Regions from separate parts of the Homo sapiens genome. Here regions 1 and 2 are each linked to region 3. Evidence: chromatin loops called from intact Hi-C (ENCODE). Cell type or tissue: endothelial cell of umbilical vein. All regions are shown on one strand.

Evidence for each region. Peaks named below come from ENCODE experiments on the same cell type or tissue, not always from the same donor. Only the 100,000 strongest peaks of a DNase experiment are listed, where the experiment ranks them.
Region 1: a loop joins it to region 3, with 6 times the contacts of the local background. A loop is called at or near these places in 2 of 110 quality-filtered maps.
Region 2: it touches region 3 in a loop (9-fold over the local background); 20 of 110 quality-filtered maps call a loop at or near these places.

Annotation. Positions count from the first base shown.
Region 1 is chr21:28,106,491-28,114,490 of GRCh38, forward strand. The region is part of intron 2 of LINC01697 (long intergenic non-protein coding RNA 1697); the gene reads left to right. Among named protein-coding and RNA genes, the nearest start is that of LINC01697, 62 kb to the left of the region's middle. In endothelial cell of umbilical vein, no CTCF peak of the experiment used is centred here; DNase peaks (open chromatin) are centred at 51 and 4,991; H3K27ac peaks cover 313 bases.
Region 2 is chr21:28,634,007-28,642,006 of GRCh38, forward strand. It overlaps a transcript of HEMK2 not described here. Among named protein-coding and RNA genes, the nearest start is that of LINC00161, 99 kb to the left of the region's middle. In endothelial cell of umbilical vein, no CTCF peak of the experiment used is centred here; DNase peaks (open chromatin) are centred at 15 and 3,145; H3K27ac peaks cover 4,167 bases.
Region 3 is chr21:28,518,995-28,526,994 of GRCh38, forward strand. No RefSeq gene overlaps it. Among named protein-coding and RNA genes, the nearest start is that of LINC00161, 16 kb to the right of the region's middle. In endothelial cell of umbilical vein, a CTCF peak has its summit at 3,172 (motif pointing left); DNase peaks (open chromatin) are centred at 3,167, 3,637 and 4,667; H3K27ac peaks cover 2,419 bases.

The DNA of each region.
Region 1 (8,000 bases), 410 kb before region 3:
TATTCTATTTCGGAGTCACTCAGTTTCCTGAGTCTATAGATTAGTTTTTCACCAAATTTGGGAAGTTTTCAGTCATTATTTCCTCAAGTAATTGTTAAGCCCCATATCCTTTTTCCTCTCATTCTAGGACTGCAGTGACACAAACATTAACTATGTCATTATTGCTCCAGAAGTCTTTGAGGCTCAGTTTTTTTTTTTCTTATCTGTTTTCTCTCGTTGTTTAGATTGGGTAATCTCTACTAATCTACCTTAAATCTTACTGATCCTTTCCTCTGTCATTTCCATTTTGTGATTTTGTCCATATGCTGAGATTGCTATTTGGAATATTTTTACAGTACCTTGTTTAACATTCTTGCTCAATAATTTTAACATTTGTATCATCTTAGTGTTATAGTCTATTGATTGTCGTTTCTTACTTGATTTGAGATTCTCCTAGTCCTTAGTATGTCAAGTGACTTTGGACTATAATTTGGACACTACATGTATTATGACGTAAGACTAAAGTTATTACTTCGATCTTTTACTTAAGTGGGTATTCCACCTGTTTAGTTTCAAAATACATGTCCTAGCTCACTTTTGTTAGCTATTGTTCAAATTTCAATTTGGTTTCTAAATCCCCTGGAGTCCAGTATCCCCCAGTCACAGTTGTATGTGACTCAGGTGACAGGACTCTGCCCCACAATCTTCTCATCATGGACTGGGGAGACAGAGGAAAATTACTTCACTGCCACAGAGGATGGTGGAATTCAGAGTTCCAGGCACATGTCCATAGGGAAATGGCACTTACACATTAAAACTGGTCAGAAATGAATGGCAGAGTGACACCCACAGGCTTCAGTAGATAGCGGTGCCTCCTGATACTGGGATGGGGTGGAGAACAGGCTTACGCCCCATATCTCTGCAGGGATGGTGAGACTGCCTGAATACCATGGAAGAGGGAGATGGAAGTCTGAGCTGTGCACATAAGCTCCACTGGGGAGAGGTACAACCCAGTTACTGCAGAAGAAGGGAGAAAGTCAGAGGGGTCATAGTCTCTACGGGGAAGGAAGGCCATCTCATTCCTGCAGAAGGTGGGTAGATGTGAGTTCCACCCACAACCTCCATGGTGGGGGGATGCTACCTCCTTACTCCAGGAAGAGGGTGGAAGACAGGGTTCTATCCCCAGTCCCACAGTTATAGCACTCATTGAGGTGGAGATAGAACACATTTTTTTTCATAGTATTCCTCTTGAAGAAAGATAAGTATGGTTAAAATATTTCTGCTATGCTGGGTTACCCTTTTTCCTGGTACTTTCACTAGAGACAGATGATACAGAAGAGAAAGGGTGGGAGGGGGGGAGAGATATAGACCACAAAGAAAAATAGAAAGGTGAATAATTCCTGATAATATTAGATGAGGTTATTTATTAAGACCTACTTTACACATTTACTACAAGGTATAATTGACAAAAGGTAAAGATCATTTGTAATGAGAAACTTTCTGCCGCTTGTATAATACAGTGTCTGTACTTTCACCAATAGCTTCTCTATTTAACATTATGTGGTTCTAAATAATCTTTCAAAACACATACTAACCTGTTTCTCTGTAATATCATCTCACAGACAGATTTAAGGATAAGTTAAGTGTTTTAAAAATCTATTTATATTAAATTATATAAGAATGGAGGCAGGAAGACAGAGCTTGGAACATTATCTACAATTAGTGTCTTATATTGCCATGGTCAGAATGTTTGTGTCCTCCCCCAAATGTATATGTTGAAACCTAATTCCTAAATTTGATGGGGTTTAGGGAAGTGATTTGGTTATAAAGGTAGCAACTGTCATGAATGGAATTAGTGCCTTTATATGGGGCTGAAGATACCAGAGTTCTTCCCTTCTACTCTGTCAGGAGATAGCAACAAGCTGGCTATCTGCAACCCAGAAGAAGGCCTTCACCAAAACTCAACCATGCTGGCATTCTAATCTAGAACTTCCAGCCTCCAGAGCTGTGACAAATAAATTTCTATTATTTATAGGTCATCCAGTCTATGGCATTTTGTTATAACAGTCCAAACTGACTAAAACAACCACAAAGGCAGAAAATGCTAGTTTTCTACTAAATGGTCATAAAGAATTGAATAAGTGATCAAAAAAACATGAGACAGCTGTCTGTAAATTTCTGTACCCCCTTCCTCCATCGTAATAAAAATTTTTAGCTCTACATACAGATACAGGAAATAAAAAATACTTTCCAAATTTGCACCTGGGCATAGCCAAGCAACTAACACTTGCATTAGGATGTGGGTAATGGGTATGCATCTGCATTCCGGGAGATGCCCTTTGATAAGGTGTGCCATCCTTTTTTTCTCTTCCTCTTCTCACTTGTTCATATTGAACACTGAAGGGGCAGTATAGCATCTTGGGAAGCAGCAGAGTTACCATATAGACAAGTAGAGAAAACTTTTGACTTTGCAGAGTGGGGCTGTGTTGACTGCTTGACATTTTACAAAAGAGAAAAAATGAACTTCTATCATGTTAATTCTACTCACATTTGGGATTGTCTCGTGCTTAAACTCATAGCCGAACTAATACAGAAAGGAAGAGAGCATGAAGAAGTATAACATTTCTTACAGCTTCAGCCCAGTCTATCCATATGAGCAGCTGATAAGTCTATTGAATCATTTCATACCAAGTCACAGAAAAAAAAAAAGTGTTTTTCAATTGTTGTGTGGCAGTGGGGAGAGGTGGTAAGGGGGATATGTCACACTTCATTTGTTTTACAAGTATTTAAGAAATATGTCCACATATTTGATCCAATAGTGTATTTGAAGGAGAGTTAAATAATCAATATTTGAAATCCATCATTTCTTCTTGAGCATCTTATGTAATTCTAATAGTTTGCAAAATTGCTAAATATGAGTGAACTGATACAAAGGATTATCTTTTCTTAAACTAGATAAGTGATGATCCTAAGATGATCAATGTATGTCAGCATGGCTATTTCAAGGAAATTGTTTATGTTGATAAAAAGCTCAGACCTAAACCCAGCTTGAAGTCTTAAGTATTATTGAGATAATAAATGAAGAAATTCATCATTTAATGCATTTCATAACAAATAAAGGAAACTATTTTGCTTAATGGGTCTACTAAGTAAAATCCCACAGAAAGCTACATAGGACCTTGACATGTGATATCTGTTTATGGTAAAAAGAATGTAATAAATTAAAATCTGATGTGACTATATTCATGCTTTTTATACATTTATGAAATAAACTATAGTAAAAACCTAAATTTAAAAACCGTATTTCTAAAGTTAGATTTTTTAGTATTAAGTGTTGTCATGATATAATAAAGCTTCAATCAGTTTGATTTTTAAGTAGGTGTGAAAATTTAATATTATAAATTCATATCGGAATGAATTATTTATCCCCAGGGGGATCACACTCACATTGAAAAAAGAAGTTTTACTGTAATGTGGAATTACTTACTATTTTCTTCCGAATATGTTATAACCGTATTTGGCATGTTTCAAAGTTATATTTAATAAAGAAAATGCATGTTTCTATATATGCTGCTATGAATACAAAGTGCCTCAAAACTTACTGGCTTAAGACATCTCTATTTCCTAATGTTCCAATGTGTCAGGAACATAAGAAGGAATCAGCTGGACAGCTGTGCCCTGTAGTGTTAGCACCATTCACTCTCTCTCTTCACTTCACTGGAAGGTAGAAAAAGTTCACTCACATGTCTGGAGCCCATGTACTCCTTCATGTGTTCTCTTCCTCACCATCTGGGAAAATTGGGCTTCCTCACAAAATGGTGGTCACCTGGATCTCTTACATGACATCTGGCTTCCAAAAGGGAGTGTACCAACATAGGTGACACAAGAAGCTGCAAGCATCTTTAGGCCCAACCTTGAGAGGTACACAACGTCACTTCTGACCATTATATTGGTCAAAGTCAGTCTTCAGGCCTGTCCACATTCAAGGGGAATAGAAACCCCTTATTTCAATGAAAAGTGGCAAATAATTTGTGGCCATCTTTAGTCCATTATGCTATTTAGACCATATTTCTGATATGAAGTTAAACATATAAAGAAGCTACTACCTATATTTATAAATTAGAAAATGGAGAAGAAAAAGAACTTTCATTATAAAATTGTCTTGCCAATTTCTAGGCTCCTTTAAAAATATTGTCTATGAATAATATGAAAGTTTCAGAAAGCTGCTATTAGAATTTGAAGAGAATGCTGTAAGTATATGGTTTAAATAGTATCTTCCTACCAAAATGTCTTAAAAAGTGACGAGAGTAAGGAAGTTTATTGAACTAAGAAAAAGAAAAGCCTTAAAATAGATTGGCCAGTTTCTTCATTCATGCGATTATTTTTTCATTTATTCATTCATCCAACAAATATTTCTTGATATCCCATTGTGAGCCCAGGGATTTTGTTAGGCAAGGAGGCTGTAACAATGAAAAGAAAAATATTGTTTTGTTTTCTTAACTGTGCTTACAACTTAATGTTACAAATTACTCTAATGCATGAGATTATTCAGCTGAAGTTTTGATAATGTAAAACAACAAAATTCTTCGTATAATCTGTAAATGAATTGTATGTGAAAATCATTATATAAAACAATGAAATACAAATTCCTGGATGCATTTAGTTATTCAATCAAATAAGCATAATTTAAGATTTTGTTATATCCCTAGTGCATCCTAAATCTTCAGGCCAATGCGTAAACCATGTTTTCACAAAAACAGATGCCTCCCAGCACACAGGACAGCTACAGCTGCTCTGTAGCTCCACGTGGGACCGTCTTCTCTTTGCTTACCAGCCCATCCCCAGTTCCAAGAAAACATGAGCTTCTTAAAACAAAGTTGAAAATCTAGCGGCTTTCGAGTCAGCTGGCAGTGTTTCTGCATTTTTAAAGCAGGCTTGGATATCGGGGGCAGCTTAGTGTTCACTCTGTAACTGACCTCTCTGAGCCAAGTTCAGCGTGGTGTGAGTTATCAAACCTGACAGCCTTTTGGCAAGCCTTTGAAGGCTCTCAGGCCAGACTCCCTTCCAAGCTCAGCTGGGATCAATTAGGATAAATAATAGTTCCTGCAATTGTTAGTTTCTACCATGCTTTTTAAAAGTATTTAGTGTGCAATAATGCAATTTATGGCTTACCGGTACCACACTATCCATTCAAAACAAAATAAGATCAAATCGAAAGGTTAAAATGTCCTGAGAGTTGCAGAACGATACGCTGAGGAAAAAGTACCAGAGAGGCCAATATTTTGACCATTCTTTTCTCTCCACATTTATCTAAAACATAAGTAAACATAAATACAAAACTATAAGATTTCTTCAAAATCTGGATTCTCACCCCAACAGCAATATTTTGACAGTCTGGTTAAAACATAAACCATAAATACACACACATACACACACACACATACACAATCAAGGACTTTTAACTGCCCTCAGCAACCAAAGAGATCTGCTAGTAAACAATGCGGATTTTTACTTCTAGGGCAAAAAAATGAATTTAAGCTCAAGCTACTGGTGAATAGCAAACGGAAGGTACTCTATAGAAGCTAACAGAACAATAGCAAATGATAATTTTCTATAGCAAGAGTAATGCCATATTCAATAATGCTAATGTTCTGGCTTCATGTGAAACAAGTTTTGCTTTTACTGGGTGTTTCTCTTCATGTGGCCCAGGGCAAGGTATTGCAACTATTTCATGCTGAACTTTAAAACTCAACGGTTTGCGGCCGGGAGTGGTGGCTCACGCCTGTAATCTCAACACTTTGGGAGGCCGAGGAGGGCGGAATACGAGGTCAGGAGATTGAGACCTTCCTGGCTAACATGGTGAAACCCCGTCTCTACTAAAAATAAAAAAAAATTAGCTGGGCGTGGTGGCGGGTGCCTGTAGTTCCAGCTACTCGGGAGGCTGAGGCAGGAGAATGGCATGAACCCGGGAGGCAGAGCTTGCATCTCGCCACTGCACTCCAGCCTGGGCGACAGACCGAGACTCCGTCTCAAAAAAAAAAAAAAAAAAAAAACCAAAAAACACGCAACTGTTTCCAAGAGGTTTCTTTTTTGACCTCAGTTCTTCAGTTGCTACTGGAGTCATGAAACTCTCATGTCACTTCTTTAATGTAGGTTTGACTTCGGTCTGTCATAAAATGTTACTTCTTGTTTAAAACAATGTAAGTTAAAATGTTACTCTACATTTGCCTCGCGTTTTCTGCTTCACTTGGAGTCTTCTATTTTGGCCTCACATGCTTAAATTTTTTACAAGCAAGATTTATTGTTAATAGGAATGTCTGGGTTTTTGTTTCCTTTTTCATTCGGAGATAAAAAGTTATTTGAAGTCCTATTATAGAAAACTTTTACATAAGTCACAAGAATTAAGAATTTTTTTCCAGGTAGATTTTCCCATTAAATGAATATCTCTGTTAATTTAGAATGATAGTCAAAAATGGTATGAATACTGTGGATAAAATAATTTAATAATGTTTACATCCAAAGAGTCCCTTGAATGCAATTGATCGTTGGCTCCTAAAGTCAGCTAGAGTACTCTTTCAGTAATGTCCCTGGTAACTGCTAAGGATACAGTAATGCTTAGATATGCATCTTTGCTCTTCCAAAGCTAACTACTATGCCTAGATGACTTATGTGCTCCTCCAGCTCAACCTCTAAATTTACACAGTTGTTGGAACTGCGATTGAATGCCAAAACACAGTCCATTTTGTAGAGCGTATTTTAAAATGAGCACAATATATCATTTGGTTAAGTAATGCATAGAGTATTTCACTGTTCTTCAATATAAAGACTCCGAATATGGGGTGTGTGTGTTTGTGTGTGCACACATGTGCTTGTGCGTGTACACACTATTAAATGACTCTGAAGAACACGGTGTAACATATGTTCAAATTATCTTACAGATCTTTTTTTATTGCTGACTTGTAATTGAAAGCTAATGAAAAATATACTACCAAATTTAGGGTAGCAAAAATATTTAATTCTGCTTAACTTAACAAATATTTATAGCCTTAATATTTTCACAGTTTGAAATATGGGAGACACGAAAGATAGAAGGCTTAGTTTCTAGTCATAAGGGAATTTAGAATTCTCATGAAAATTTTCCATAGAAAAATAATAAAGAAGTAGCATTAAAAGATGGCTAATAATCCAAAGTGAGTGCTCACAAATAGCAGTTACCGTAGCAGGAAGAAGGAAGGGCTGATTATGGATTGACATATTTATGGAAGATCTCAATCACAAATGGATAATTGCCTCTAAATAATATAGACATGACTTTAGTGACAACATATTGTAGCATATTTTACTCCTGCAAATGATATTCATCAATTATGTTATCTTGTTTATCTATACAATTTTTCTTATATTTATTTCAATAGAAATCAATTATGCCCTGAGGATAAGAATCTTTGATGACTCACTATGTCTACTTTGCACAGATTTTCTAAAGGCAAACACCAATAGAAACCACTCTATAGTTCAAGGCTAGGTCCAGAGTTTTGGGTTAGAAGTGTTTGCTTGTATTTTTGTCAGTTTGTTTTGCTTTTTACATAAATAACATTATTTTTAAATTAGGCATATTTTTCTTTATTTTTTTCTATTAATGTAACTTCAATATTTTTAATTCATTCTTCAGTTTTTCTTCTATTTTTTATTTGGGGCTTAGTATATAACTTTCAAATTTACATGTTTATATAAATGCAATTAATTTAATATTCTTTAAAAATCTTTCTTCTAGTGTTTCAGCATTATCATTTTACTATTTAATGCTAATATATAAAACAAAATTAATAAAATTGTAAATCTATGATGTTACATCTTCTGCAATTTACTTTAAAATAGTTCAAAGTAAGCAGCGGCATGTGTATAGGTAGAAAAGTTAATTGCAATCTACAACCTAGAGCTTTTAGATCACACTTCAAAGATGTTATCTGAAATCCACATTCTATAATTAGCTAACAAAAGCACATAAAATATTACTAACT
Region 2 (8,000 bases), 120 kb after region 3:
CCTGTTTAATTGTTCAGCGTTTCATGTTCGGGAACTCCTTTCCAATGACTGACTGCCCGTGGCGTCACTGCCATTCTGAATCATGCAAATGAGAATGTCATATCCTCTGACTCAAGAAGCTTTATCTCATTAAAAATTATTTTGAGAACTCCAAGCAGAGAGTTGGTCTTTGCTTAGATCTGACTTCCCAAATACATCACTTTTCCTTTTCTCACGGGGATCCAGCTGATTTGGAAGGAGACTGGGAAGTGTGCAAGGGGGGAATCCTATGGAACTGAGCTTGGGAAGCAGGTATTTGCTGGCAGGGATGCTCTCCTCCTTTGCTGAGAGGCTGTGGTCCACAGCCCTTGCCAAATCTGTCGCAGTAGCTAACAGTACATTTCCATGTATGTACTATTTTCTCCCAATTTTCCCCAAGGAAAGGGCGAGTCAGGATATGCACGCATAGCACAGGACAAAAATAGCCTTGTTTAAGTAGATAAGTAGCTATTAAGTGAAGTTCCTTGACTTTGTCTATTCTGAGCACCAGTATTTGCACTAGTCAGGCAGCATCCCCCTAGGTCAACTACCTGTGTATTCTTGTACTCTCTACTGAAAGACAGTATGCACAGGGCTTATGAAAACAGACATTAGAAATAGGATTTGAGTCCTTGGGGTAGTTGTGTGACTTACTGGTTATATGAACTTAGACAATTTACCGAACCTCTCTGAGCTTAAATTTGCTCATTTATAAAATGGGGTAATACAAGTTTGTAACTTATAGACGTATTATAAGGATAAAATTAATTAATATACTGCATATAAAGTTTCTAGCTCAGTGACTGACACATATTACGTGCTATGTGATGCATATGTTAAGTGCTTGTGAAGGTTAGCTGTTACTATTACACCAGGTATTCTTGAACATTTCTTTAACTCAGAGTTAAAGCCAGGAAAGACATGTGTTACATTTAGTTTAAAGGATAAAAAACAATATAGCATAGACTTGGGAGTCTGGTAGTTTATCACGCAGGTAAATGCTATAGCAGTTAAAAGTCAGCAAAGTTCAAAATTAACTCTGAATGATCTATGATCTATGTGTTTAATGTCCTCATCTTTTTTTTTTTTTTTCTTTAGATGGAGTTTCGCTCTTTCTCCCAGGCTGGCATGCAGTAGTGCCATCTCGGCTCACTGCAACCTCCACCTTCCGGTTTCAAGTGATTCTCCTGCCTGAGCCTCCCAAGCTAGCTGGCATTACGGGTGCCTGCCACCACACCCAGCTAATTTTTGTATTTTTTAGTAAAGACAGGGTTTCACCATGTTGGCCAGGCTGGTCTCCACCTCCTGACCTCGTGATCTGCCCACCTCGGACTCCCAAAGTGCTGGGATTACAGGTATCCTCATCTATTAAGTAATAATCAAGTCTTCCTCATGAGATTTTAATGGCACTTAAATCAAAGGAAGTAAAACATCAAGCCCACAAGGATTAAGTGTACAATTAATGTTAGTCATCATTACCACTAAAAATTAACATGAGCTTAAATATATACAAACTATAGAATATAGGCAGCAGGCTCCATTCATTTAAAAACTACTGATACTACACTACTGTGTACCAAGCATGGTTCTACACATCTTATTTAAAAATAACTCATTTATTTAATCCTCATAATAGCTCCAGGAGGTAGGTACTATATCACCTAGCCCTATTTTAAATATGAGGAAACAGTGGCCACTCCATTACTAAGTTGCAGACTCATGATTCACTCCCAGGCTCCCAAGACAATGCTCTTTCAGTGCTGTCTAATAGAACTTTCTACAATAATGGAACTGATTTGTCTGTGCTGCCCAGTATGCTAGGCCCTGGGCACGTGTAGTAATTGAGCCCTTAAAATGTGGTAAATATGCTTGAGGAATAGAATATTTTATTTCATCTCATTTTAATTAATTTAAATTTAAATAGCCACAGGTGGCTGGTGGCTATTGGACAACACATGCATAGACCACCCCGTTGCATTGCTTTATTAAAGGGCCAGTTCCACTGAAGAAACTAGTAGAGACCCTTATCCACACTGTGCTTGTTCCACACTTGCCTACAGTGGTTGTAGTTCCTTCATTCGGGACCTTTATTACTATCTTCTTTAAAAATAAGTTGCCTTTTTTGGTACATTGAGTATCTTCAGTACAAGGAAATTTTGCCTTCAAAATACCCCACTAATAATGGTTCATCCTGTAACTTTTTATCCCTTTTGCCTACTTGTTGTACTTGCTTGATGCCAGACACTATTCTCTAGCCACAGGTTACATGCAGCTTTCCGCACATGGCCACCCCATGTTCTCCAGTTAGGACACGGGTTCTATTTTGCCCTCTTTTGTAGAGCTAGCAACTGCTTTATTGTTGTCTGAGCTGAAAATGGAGCCTTGATGGACAAAAACAGACATCTTATCACTTTTTAACGTAAAACCATCAAACTTGGCTTTCCGTTGATCCACCAAATTATGCTTTTACTTTTGCCTCCATTTCATAAAATTAACTACCCTAAGCATGCCTGTCTAATTGCAAATTTCCATTCCCTCATGTCCAACCTCTGCCTCCCACTGCACCACTGTAATTTGCCAAGTGAAACCTGCCCAAGTTCAGAGAGACTCAGGCAAACAAAACTCACGAAAAGGAGTACTTTTTTGTCCGGAGTTAAATCAATATTGCAATGAAGAAAATAATCTCCTTAGAATGACAGTACATGCATCTTGCTTCCCATTCCCATTTTATGTAATTATCTGTGCTGTGATGCTCGATCCAAACAAGTGCTGTCTCATTTGTAATCAGGGCAGAGAGTACGACTCCATCACTTTTACCCGAGTCCCTCATACAGCATTGCTTGTGATCAGAATTTTCAAAACTGCATTTCCAAAATCACAACTGGGATCATTTTTGCTTAGAAGCCACGTGACAGAAGCCTCACAGACAAACCTGAAATCTTAAACAAGCTTTAAAAGTATGACATAATGATTATCCGATAATGTCTAAAAGCAAGTGGCACATTCAGGTAGTTCAGTTTGATTTGCTGTGCTCAGAGTCGACTGGGTAGTTCATGTGCAAATCTTCTGCTAAGTCATTTCCTCTCTTTGTTTTCAGACTGGATTTCCAAGCAAAATATTCATATCTTTTTCTGTACATAGACTGACTCAGCCTTGCCACAATTTTGTGGGCAGAAAGGGTATGTGTGTTATGTACTTATCTTATTCATCATTGTATGATATTAGGGTGGTGATTCTGAGATATGTTAATTTTTCTTGTTTTCATTGGATTCTTTTCTTTCCAACCTTCATTCCTATTGATGTGTTCATAGGTTATCATTTGTGTGATTTTTGAGACACAATGAATCAAAGGGATTAAAAGATCACTTGGATACACAATTTTTTCATTGATATAACAGTGGGCACTTGCCTCTGCATGTAACAGAAATTAAAAAAAAAAAAAATGGAAGAATCCCCATGTGTTGCTCTCAACAGAGCTGAGAATCGCATTACCAGAGGCATGACTGGCGTAGACCTCTCATGCCACACAAATGCCTCACTTCTCCACCTGGGGTTAGCAAAAAACTTTCAGTCAACACTTGCATTCATGGCTCATAAATGTTGAGACTTGAGCAGCCTTCTTGCTAGGTGGGTTTCTATGCGGGGGTAGGAGTTTACTCTGAAATTAATTGTAGAATTTCTCTAGGAAGCCAAGCTAGCTGAATTCATTTATTCTGAGTTCAGAATTATGAAAAAGTGAGACCAGTTTTAAGTTTTACATTTTGAAGAATTTTAATATAAGCATGATAGTTTACAACTGCTGTGAGTGAGAAAAAAAATTCTCTGTGTTCTTGCTTCTAATTTGATTTGAATCCATAAAGTATATCTCAATCAGAAAGCAACTTGTTGTAAAGGAGAAAAATAGAATTTATAGACATGAAAATAAATAGATGAAAATCATGGGTGGTTATTTGATCTTTAGAAGGTACAAAGTAGCCACAAATTATGGGTACCATTTTCTTCCACATTTTAGTTTTACATTCCTGAAACTTGGGGTATGCATTTATTCAATAGTCATTCACCCTGCTAAGCAGAGGGAACACAACGAAAACAAGATACAAATCTTGCCCTCAAGAAGCTCACAATCTACTTAGAGGGTATTAACATAAATATTTTAAAAGAAAGTCCTTAAGTGTAGGGGTAGGAATATGAATGGAGTATTAGAAAAGCATAAGCAAAGGCATCTAACCCATCAGGCTTTCTGGAGGAGGTGGGATCTGGTCTGCAATTTGAAGGTTATGTAGAGGGTCACTATGTGAAAGGAGGTATAGGAAGAGCAAAGGAACTGGAAGGAGGAGCACGGTGCACAGGCAAATTAAGTGTTTCCACATTGCCAGAGAGAAAACCATGAGGTACAGATTAATAAGAGCTAAGCCTGGAGAGGCCAGCAAGATCCTGATCTTCAGGGTCTTACTTATAGCATGTGGTGGAAAGCATTCTGCCGTTTTAAGCAAAGGAGAGGACATGTCTGATTTTGTTTTTAGTGGCGTATGAGTTGGTTTGTGCTGCAAAAGAAACAACTGCCTCAAAACCTAGAGGTTTAAAAGAATGAATAGTTAGCTCATGATCCTGAGGGCAGTTCTTCCGAGCAGCCCAGCTCAGCTCATTCTACCTGGCCCTCTCCTGTGTCTGCAGTCAGCTGGCAAATTGTCTGGCAGCTAGATGATCCAGGCTGGCCTCACGTACATGGTGATTGGGGGCTGTCTGCCGGAGCTCCTTGGTTTTCCACCACATGGCCTCATATGCACCAGCACGCTAGCTTGAGCTCACTCACATGGTCTCAGGATTCTAGGACAAGCAAGAGTGAAATCTGCCAGGCTATTTGAGGCCCAAGCTCACAATGTGGACAACGTCATCACCACCACATTCCATTTCTTAAAGCCAGTCACAAGGCCAGTCTAGATTCAAGAGAGGTGTAGTGGAGAGGAATGGCTCGCTTTTATGGGAGAAACTGTAGGTTTTACCAAACTGCTACAGAGAAGGACAACCAAAGACAAGAAAGCCAGTTAGGAGATGCTGTGTACTGTAGCCTAAAAATGAGATAATGGGCCTAATCTAAAGAAGCGATAGCAATGGAGAAAAGGAAACCAAGTTAAGAAACCTTCATGGATAAAATGGTAGAATTTCATGATTGACTAGATCAAGATGAGAAAGAAGAAATCTCTAGTTTGACCAAAAGAAAGATAGAAACTAAATATTTGTGTGCCTTATGTGTTTATTGAATTATCTTAACAACATACCAATGGCCAATCCTTATGCAAGTACCAGGTGTGCATCAAGAAAAGTAGAGAAGAATGTGGATCAATTTTATTTAGCACATATTAATTTAACACCCCCAGTTCTAGTGCCAACTAACGACCCTACCTTCAAGGAATTAATACTTCAAGAAACAAGGTACACAGGAAATCAGGTAATAATAGAAAATAGTAACTGATCAAATGATAAAATATATAGTAAAGATAGAAAGTGATACAGAACACAGAAGGAAATTCCAGAAGAGTCAGGGAAGTCTTCATGGAGCAGGTGGGACCTAAATAAGGTGGATTTTATAACCAAAAAGTCTCATAAATATTAGCATTATATTAATTTATCCGAGTATCATCTATATGACTAGTATACATACTTTTAATGTCTTTTCCACATTCCATTGCTAAGAGAATTGAAATAAATAGTTATTCAAATCATGTTCAATATTCTGTGGTTCAGACGAGGAACCCTGATTAAGAAAATCTGGTTTACACATTATTTCTTGGGATTCAGATTCTAGTTGTTAAAAATCTGTCAAAACTTGTGCCAGTAATGAGCCAATCATCCAGTACAAAGGCATGCTAGGAGCAAAGCCAGATTGAACCAAGAGAAGGTATTAGGAAACCAGCAGGGATCTGAGGGGGTGGAGGAGGTTGGAGGGAGAGAAAGAAAGGCTGAGTTGTAATCCTGGAGACAAGGTCCTATTAGCAAAGAGGCCTAGGGAACATTCACTCCAATTTAGAAGAGAAAACAAAGTCCAGAGGAAACCCACAGTCTCTGGCACATGGAAAATAACAATTTTTAAATGAATCTACAGATAGATAGAAGAATGCAAACCAGGGAATGGGGAGGGAAGATATCAAGCTGTCATTCTGAGAGTTCCGAACAGTGTGGAATTAGAAAATGAAGAGTAGCAGACGCAAGTAGGAAGCACTTTCTACCAACCTCCCATGATGACCAGTGCTCTGGGGAGATGGAGACACAATGGAGAGCCAAGATCTTTAGGCTCATGATGGCTCAGGAAGAGGGGTCACCATCTAAGAGTCCTTCAAAAGTGCTTGGAGCTCTTGTGCGAGGGCACAGGATGGACACGAATATTTCTAAATTTTCTCGTATCCAGCAAGGAAGCTGTTTACGTAATAATTCATTGAGTTTGGGGAAGAGTTGAGTCAACATGCAGATCCTAGAAACAATCAGAATGGTACTACAGCGGAATCAGGGGCAACCACAAACCAACAGAAACATTCTCACCCTAAATCAAATTAAGGTATCTCTGAAATCCCTGCATCTGCAGAAATCTAGCTATCTGGAAAGTTTCCTCTGACAACTACTACTACCACTGAGTACTTCTTGGAGTCCCTAGTGGATGTCTGATCTAGGCTTCAAAACAAATCCAATCCTCTAGGACTTGGCTGATTGATCCAATGTTTCTTTCTCATCTGCCCAGCTGCCTTCTGGTTTATGTGATCTGCCATCCTCCAACACCCTGCCTTTTGTTCTAGGTGCATCCACTTCTAATTAACATTTCACCTTCTGTCTAACTCTGGTCTGCCCTGCAGGAGATCATGGCTGCTATGAAGAACAATCACAGTGCTAAGTATGTATGATGTTAGGTGAAGACACCCTTTGACACTCTCAGAAGGAAATTAAAGGAATATTCTACCCTACCGCGCATATTGGGCTTTTAGTAAAAATTGTTGTAAAAATTTACTGTTAAGAAAAACTGACTAGTGCCTCTTTGTTATTGTCTTTTTCTTTCTATTCCTTTTTTCATGCTTTTTTCATCTGTCATTTTTCTTTTGCTGCTGTAAACTCACAAAGGAATAAAAAAATCCTTGTTTCCTCACTTTCACCACAGATAGAAGGTACCAGCAATTGTGTTTTTAAAAGTCTAAACTCTCCTTCAACTACAACTCCAGGGGAAAGTACAGTTTTCATATTTCGGATCCATAAAGATAGAAGAAGTCAGGAAGAGTAATGGAAGGTGATGTTTTGAACTGAAGAGAAGTGCCCCAATACCTAGGGTGGCTTCTTTGAGTTAAAAGAAGGCAGTGGTGACAATGAACTTGCAGTGTGCCCCCCTCCTACCCACAGACAAGGGCTGCAGAACCTCTAAAAAATGGGCTATATAATGGCTTAAGGCCTGACCACCTGGAAGTCTTCTTATCCTGAGCCCAGAGCCACCCATTTCCTAACAGAACAGATAACCCTAAACAATGAGCATCTCAAAAGAGACAATGATGGATAGAAGGTCAAAGGATTTACCCCAATCTTCTGGATTGGAAAAGCTCCTTGGTTGTTGTAAAGACTGGACACCCAGCAAAACATAACTAAGTTTAAATATTCTACAAACCCTAATGAACAGGAACTGAGAGATTTATTTCACTTAGAAAAATATAGTGGTTTTTGCACACATAAGTGAAGCACAGAGATACAAATTATACAATTTCTTCAGTTTTTATTATCAAGTCTCTCTCTCTCAGCTAGAACTGGACCAGGGATGGATCCAAAAACAAACAGAAAGCCATATTCAGAGCAGCCACTTCCCTCACACAACCACTGCTTGGCTGTCAGGCCAAGCTTATCTTTCTGGATCTCTGTCCCTGAGGATAAATTCTCTCCCACAAGATTCAACAATGTCTACTGCAAATAGGCCTCTGGTCTATCTGCCACATCAGTTAGCCAAATGTACAGAT
Region 3 (8,000 bases):
CAGCCACCATAGAAAACAGTTCAGAGTCTCCACATAGAATTACCACATGATCCAGCAATTCCATGACTAGACATAGACCCCAAAGAATTAAAACAGAGGCTCAAACAGACCAATGTTTGTAGCAGTATTATTCACAATAGCCAGTTAGAAACCCAAGTATCTATCAACAGACGAATGAATAAACAACACGCGGTATACACATAAAATGAAGTATTATCTAGCCACGTACAAGAATGAAATCCTGATGCATGTTACAATATAGATAACTTTGAAAGCATTATGCTAAATGAGATGGCAGACACAATATTGTATAACTTCATTCATATGAGGTACCTAGAATGGTGAAATTCACAAAGACAGAAAGTAGAATGGAGGTTACCACAGGCTGAAGTGGGGGGAATGGGGATTTATTGTTTAATGCGTACAGAATTTCAGTTGTGATCATGAAAAAGCTCCGGAAATAGAGACCAGTGATTATCACACACCATGGTAAATGTACATATTGTCACTGAATTATACATTTAAACATGGTTAAAATGGTAAGTTTTATGTTATATGCATTTCACTACAGTAAAAAATAAACTATGATAAGATATAAATAATTTTTTTAAAAAACTCTAGGCCCCTACAAAACATATTGTCTGGGTTCCAGATTATTTTCATTTCCTTATCAATTTAATATCTCAGAAATTAAAATCAAAGTTCTAAAAATATCCCCAATCTTTATTGACATTTGAGTGCCCAAAGGCAATGGTAAATCCAATTTATAGTAGAACTGATTTGAAGAATATTATGAACAAATGAGAAATGTGAGAACATTTAACTGTCTCAGAATCATTGAATTTTAGAGTTAGAGAGAACTTCAGATATCTTGTTCAATGTTTTCCAAAATGTATTTCACTGACCACTCATCCCACAATATATTCCATCATAAAAGGGTTCTATGCCAAGTCATCATAAAGAGACTACACTTTATTTTTTTATTATTTATTTATTTTTTTGAAACAGGGTCTTACTCTGTTGCCCAGGCTGGAGTGCAGTGGCCCCATCATGGCTCACTGCAGCCTTGACCTCCCTGGGCTCAGGTGATTCTCCTGCCTCAGCCTCCCAAGTAGCTGGGACCACAGGCATGCGCCACCATACCCAGCTAATTTCTGGGCCTGGGTTGGCTTCTCTCTAGCTATTTGACTTTAGGTGAATCACCCCAACCTTCTGATTTCCAGTTTTCTCATTAGCAAAATGAATGGGTTGAATTAGATCAATGTTTCCTCCAAAAGGACCTGTGATTAAATGAGTTTGGGGGGAAAGGAGGTAAAAATAAGCAGTGGTCTATACTGCGTTGATTCTGAAACCATTTCCACAGAGTCATCCACCACAGATTTACCCAGTATATTTGGAGAGAGGGGGGTTTGTCACGTTGCCCAGACTGGTCTCAAACTCCTGGGCTCAAGCTATTTGCCCTCCTGTAGACATCAGCAAATCAGCCCTGTGCATTTTAAATAAACCAGACCTGTTTTGCATGCCAGTGATTCTCAAATTGTAAAGAACACAGTAATCACCTGGGGGTCTTGCAGAAGTGCAGATTCTGATTAAGAAGGTCTGGGTGGAATCCAGGAATTAGCATTTTTAACAAGCTCTCAGGGCTGCTGCCGCTGTTGGTCCTGGATCATATATTCTGAGACAAGGCTAGAGAAGGCACTGCAACCTCGGACAGCACAGGGGTGAGAGTGTGCAGGTAGGTAGGGCCATACCAGTTGTGAAAATATTGACATACTTCCATGCTGACTGATAAGTAACCACTGAAGGAGCATCCAGACTCCCCAGGATCCAGAAACAAATACCAGATTCCACTTGGGGGTGATATGGTTTGGCTGTGTCCCCACCCAAATCTCACCTTGAACTGTAATAATCCCCATGTGTGAAGGGTGGGGCCAGGTGGAGATAATTGAATCATGGGGGTGGTTTCCCCCATACTCTTCTCGTGGTAGTGAATAAGTCTCATGAGATCTGATGATTTTATAAGTGGGAGTTCCACTACACAAGCCCTTCTTCTTGCTACCATGTAAGACATGACTTTCCTCCTCCTTCACTTCTGCCATGATTGTGAGGCCTTCCCGGTCATGTAGAACTGTGAGAATTAAACCTCTTTCCTTTATAAATTACCCAGTCTTGGGTGTGTCTTTATCAGCAGCATGAGAACAGACTAGTAGAGGGGGTCTCAGAGCCACTTCAGAGTTGCAGCCAGCATTCATTCTGATTGGTCAATGACAGGCTGAACAGTTGTTTACTGTTTAAAGTAGGTTACCCTGGAAAAGGTCTTACCAGACAGGCAGCTCCCAGTAAATCTGTGGTGGATGACTCTGTGGAAATGGTTTCAGAATCAATGCAGTATAGACCCCTGCTTATCTTTACCTCCTTTTCCCCCAGACTCATTTAATCACAGGTCCTTTTGGAGGAAACATTGATCTAATTCAACCCATTCATTTTGCTAATGAGAAAACTGGAAATCAGAAGGTTGGGGTGATTCACCTAAAGTCATATAGCTAGAGAGAAGCCAACACAGGCCCAGAAATCTGTTCTTCTCACTCTCACAGTCATGCCCAATTGAGTTTTCCTAATATATAAGATGGTTTAGTTCAGCAATTGTAGAAGAGGGATAACCTATAAAGCTTATATTGCAAACCAGGTAAACTATCTGAATTAGCATTACTTTAAAGAAGAATCTCTATTTCTTTAACTCCAAACCCTCAGCTACGAAATATATTTTTATCAGGGTTATAGAGGTATTATGTGAAAATTCTACTGTATCTAAAATCTTCAGGTCATGCTGTCCAAAACCCCTCACCAGAGATGCAGAATTGAGCTAAAGTGACTTGCTTAATGTCACCAGCACAATGGCTATTTAGTGACAAATCCAAGACCAGTACCCAGATCTCTTTACTCTCATTGTGGAGCTTGTTTCTGCAAACCGCAACTGGATTCACTTTAGTTTTCTAAAGGAAGTATCTGAATGAATGACTGTTTAGCACAGCCCAAGCTGCTGTGTAACTAGGTCACTGAATACAAGTTTACTTTTCTTAAGAACAAGGTGTGAACAACCACCATCTGAGCATGAATGAGACCTGCAATGGTGTACTATAGGCTTGAGGAAACTGCCCTCTGCTGGGATGCAGTGATGCTGCCTTTCACCATACCTTTAAAAGAAGGACTGAACTATTAAATATTCCCCGAGGTTCAATGAGGAATAAAGGAGGCACGCAGAGATATTGGTACACGGAAGCAAAACGTTTTGCCATATGCCTTCTTAGAAAATTATTTTCCAGCTGCAGTCAAATTCCCTTTAACAACTGCATCTGCATTTGTAACCCCTACGCAGCATCCCGGCTGCTCCACGATGGCCTTGGGGGATATCTGTTACAGGGCTGGATGCCCTCTTATGAGAAATCTGGGAGTTGTATGCCCTGATTCTCACCCACCTCAAACCAAGAGGACACAGTGGTTACCGTTGTGTGTTACCAGATAAGGTTACAGAAGGGATCAGAGAGGTGTCTGTGATTCAGTTCAAGGCCAAGGTAATTGCTACAACTTCAGCACTGAAGCGTTTTACAAAGGAAATAGCACCATCAGGTTGCAACACTGGTTTTCCTGTTCAATCTTAAAAAGGAACTGCCCTCAATAAATCATCTTCCTAATGGAAATGACAGAATTATTCTCCCAGGAGGACAATACAAACCACACATCCCTCTTAATAGGAAGGAAACACAGAGCCACAGCTGCCTGGGAGGATCCAAGGCTTCCAAGGGATTTGTTTCCCCTTTGTCCCTCTGAGGTCACTTTTTACAAATTTTCTAAGTCATTGTTTACATGTAAACATAGACCCCCATCTCCTCAAATATGTTGTCTGTTTCATTTTTTTCTAAAAACTATGTCTATGGTTAATGTAAGGGAAAAAAATCATCATATATCTAAAGCAAAAAGTAAAGTTGTAAATCAGAGTAAGGTATGTTTTTGTTAATAATGCCAATAAAATTAAATGCAAAAAAACAGAGTGGTAGCTTTTGGAGAAGACTGTGTGATTATCTCTCCTTCTGCGTTTGTCTTATTTTTAAATATTGTATATTTTTATAATTGGATTATAAAATTCTTGTTATTTAAAATCATTTATTCGATCATGTATAATCTACCACAAGGGTTTGATGCATACCAATATCACTAGCAACTTTTAAAAGTGGAGCAGAAATATATAGATCATATAATGGGATTTTAAAACCAGAACTAATAATTCACTTTCACGTTCTCTATCAATTGCATTACGTTTATTAAGAATTAGTAATAAACTTTGCATATGGCATTTGGCAAAGAAACTTCAATTCATTTCTTTAAAAATGAATTTGTTAGAACTCCAGGTTTCTTTTCCAATCAAAACTTTAGGAAATGCCACTCCCAAACCAACTGAACAGCCAGGCTTTTGGTTTCTGAGAAATTCTTGCCCAGGTCACCAGAGAATGAAAGGTCAACTTTGAGGAAGTTTCTGGAACAAGGAAGAATATCAGTGAAATTGGCTGGAATTTTTTGAGCGGTGAAAAAAAAAATCCCTTGACTATTAAGTAAGCTATATGTGAGTAAGGTCACCGTTTTATCAAATTCATCCTGGGCATTTGGTCAGATCCTTTGAAACTTTTTCCCATGGTTAACATTCTATTTTGTTGCATTTTTGGCATGATGACTAAGAGATTTGGGGCACTGGCCCAAAAATCATAATTTTTTTTTGTTGTTGTTGTTATAACAAATTAATAAATTAGAGGAAATAGGTGTTCTTTTTTTTTTTTTGGAAATTCACAATGAATAGCCTACTTTGGGGAGAAAAACATCACAATTTGTTACATGTTCTTTTTGCATTCTTAATTTTTATTTTTTCTGCCATGATAAATCTTATGGAGCTCTTAAACAGAAGCGTTTTCCAAATACGGTTCTTAAGACCCTACAGTTTTCTCCCGCTTCCATCTAAAGATCTGCATGAAGCCAAAGTTTCTTTATATGTTTCATCCAAAATAACATGTTGTAATAGACTGAATGCAGAAGCAGATAAAAGAAATTGTCTTCTATTAAGCCAGACATAAAAGATTTTCAAAAATGTGAAACAATGACGTTTTCTCACTTTCCTTGTTTCAAAAAATAGTTACTTTTCACAGAAATATGTCATTTATGGAAATAAATTTAGTATTTTTCATTAATTGCTTTTGTCCATTACTATTATTTGTAATGTATTAGTAAATACATATTTTTTATTTTCTCAATATTAATTTCAAATACAGTAAATAGCAACAGAAAGAACCAACCGAAATAGAAACTCTTTGGGATCCTCAAATTTCTAACAATGTAAGAAGGTCCTAAGATCAAAAAGTATGAGAATTTCTAAGATAGAGAAGCCCCTTCCTTTTTAAGTTTCATGTACACGTTTCTGGCGGGAATAGAGCCTGTACTATATCTCTGCACAACTCTCAGAGATACTTCTTTGAACCTTTGAGATTTTAAATAGACTATTAGGGTTGACCACCCTGCTCTCAAACAATGTGTAAGGGTATTTACAATCTGTAACCCTGCTATAAGTCATAAATAAAATGGAGCTAGTGAAGAGAACTTTTTATCTGGGGTAATCAATAGGTGCTGAATTTAAGAAGACAGCAGCATTGTCCTCAGGCATAAAAGGCAAATAAAAACAAACGCACACATCCCATCATGCAGGAGTTTAAACACCACGTATAAGTATATTTCCATATCTTAATTGATGAATTTATGATCTATTCTGTACAGATATTCTGATTTATACTAAATATAAGCCAGTTTAGCCCCCCCGAAGCAGCTCAATACATGCCTAATTTTGTATCACACGCTGTAGAACCAAACTCCTTCTTTCTATTAAACTACTACTACAGGCTTCATTTATGTTGTTATCCTTGCCTAAAAAAATGCCCCCTATTCTTTCCTTTACTTTCAAAGCTCAAGCTAAGTTGTACCTTCCTCTACCAAGATTTCCTTGATAAAATTCAATGAAATAAACTGTTTGCAAACATGGCCCTAATTCTCTACATCTCCCTGTATCCATACCCTTTCCAGGTGGCTTTAAAATTTCTCTCATCGAAAAGTAGAGTCTGTTTTCCTATTCTTTGAAACTTAGCCTACCTTGTGATTCACTTTGTCCAGTAAAATGTAATGCAAGTAACAGCATACTAGTTTTAAGCAAAGACCTCTCTCTCTTGCTCCTTTGTCTTCCTCACAAGAACGAGATCACAAGAGCAGTTGGAAGATGACAGACCACATGGAGCAGAGCCTTATCATCCAGGTTGAGGCCATTCTAGAACAGCAAACTCCAGCTGGCCTACCATTTGACTGAAGATGTGTGAATCAGCCAAACCAAGAGCATATATTTCTGGCCTAGGTGAAAATAACCAACTAGCCAAACTATAAACTTGTGAGAAATAATAAATAATTTTTGTTTTAAACCACTAAGTTTTTGAATGGTTTGCTATGCAGCATTATTTTAGCAATAGATAACTGATTTGCTAATCCTCTAATTTCCCCAGAGAATGAACCATATATCTGCAATGAGTCCTAGACATTTTTCCTTCATTATATACTGTCTTAGGCTGTGAATTGGTGTTTCTGAACTACTTGAGAGACTATAGTACACCTTAGCTTTCCTGTTTTTGGCTCAATAGATATCTAATTGGTACATGGAGCAATTGGGAAACTTAAATTTCTAGACATAGAAGGATTCTTCAAAATTACTAATTTCTTACCTGACATACATTTTCCCCTGAAATTACAATTTTAAGGAAATTTGTCTTTTAAGGAACGAATTTATCTTTCTTTTGCTTATTTTTCCTCCAAGACTCAATCTCCATGAGTTCCAAGACTCAATGAGTATGCAGAATTTATAACCACACAACTACAGCTTGATCTGCCAGAAGAAAACATTTTCAATTTAATCGCTTTCTCATTTCTATCACTGAAATTCTAGAGCTCTGTAATCTACTGTCTCCATCATTTTTGTTATTAATATTATTTTGGAAACTGTTCAAAAAGAAAGCGAGTCACTTTGCCTGAAAGGCAATTGGCTCCTGCTCCAGGGTGGCCTCAAGATGCTACCTCTCAAGAACACTCTGTTCATTCCCTGAAAACTTGTGCCATGAGCAGCCAATGACAAAGATGCAAAGCTTGTCCTCCAGAACCTCACATTTCTTTTTCTGTCTGCCTTTACGCCTTTCTGGTCACTTATCTCCCCAACATCCTAAAAAATTCAATGCCTTAAGCCTTTTTCTGAATAACAGAAGTCCCACAATGTGAAAACTATTCTCCCTTCAAAATGCTCCATGACCGAAAGGTGATTTGCCTTCTTCCCTGAGTCCTTACCAAAGTCATGATCCTTACCAAAGTGTCATTTATCTCACCTCGGTGTCTGGTAGAAGAATTTTATTAGAATTATTCATGTGAATAAGTGGTAGCTTAATAAACTAACTAGAACAATCATTTGCATAAAGAGGATGATTGTTAATAAAATTATAGCAGTGGTAATAAACTATTTGTGGAAGGATCTGCTACCTGTTCACCAAATATCATTGTCTACTCTTCTTCCTGGGCACATTATTTCTCACCCAGGGTTACTCAGAAATTGCACGTTGAAGAATTTCCATTTACCAGGTTTCCTGAATTACTGCATGAGGAGGGACTGCTTTTCTAACCTGTTAACTGTTACGTGAACAACAGAGAAACTTTAGTTTTGTTTAAATTATAAAAATATTGGGGTTTATGGAAGCTAGAGTTACCCTGAATAATTCACTATACTTTATTCATAATGTGATTTATCCTTTTAAAGAAACTTTTTATTCATTTATTCACAAGCAAATTTCACCAAAATTTTTCTATAAAAGGCCAGCTAGTAAATATTTTAGATATTGTAAGTCATATAGTCTCCGTTGTCACCACTCCACTCTGTCATT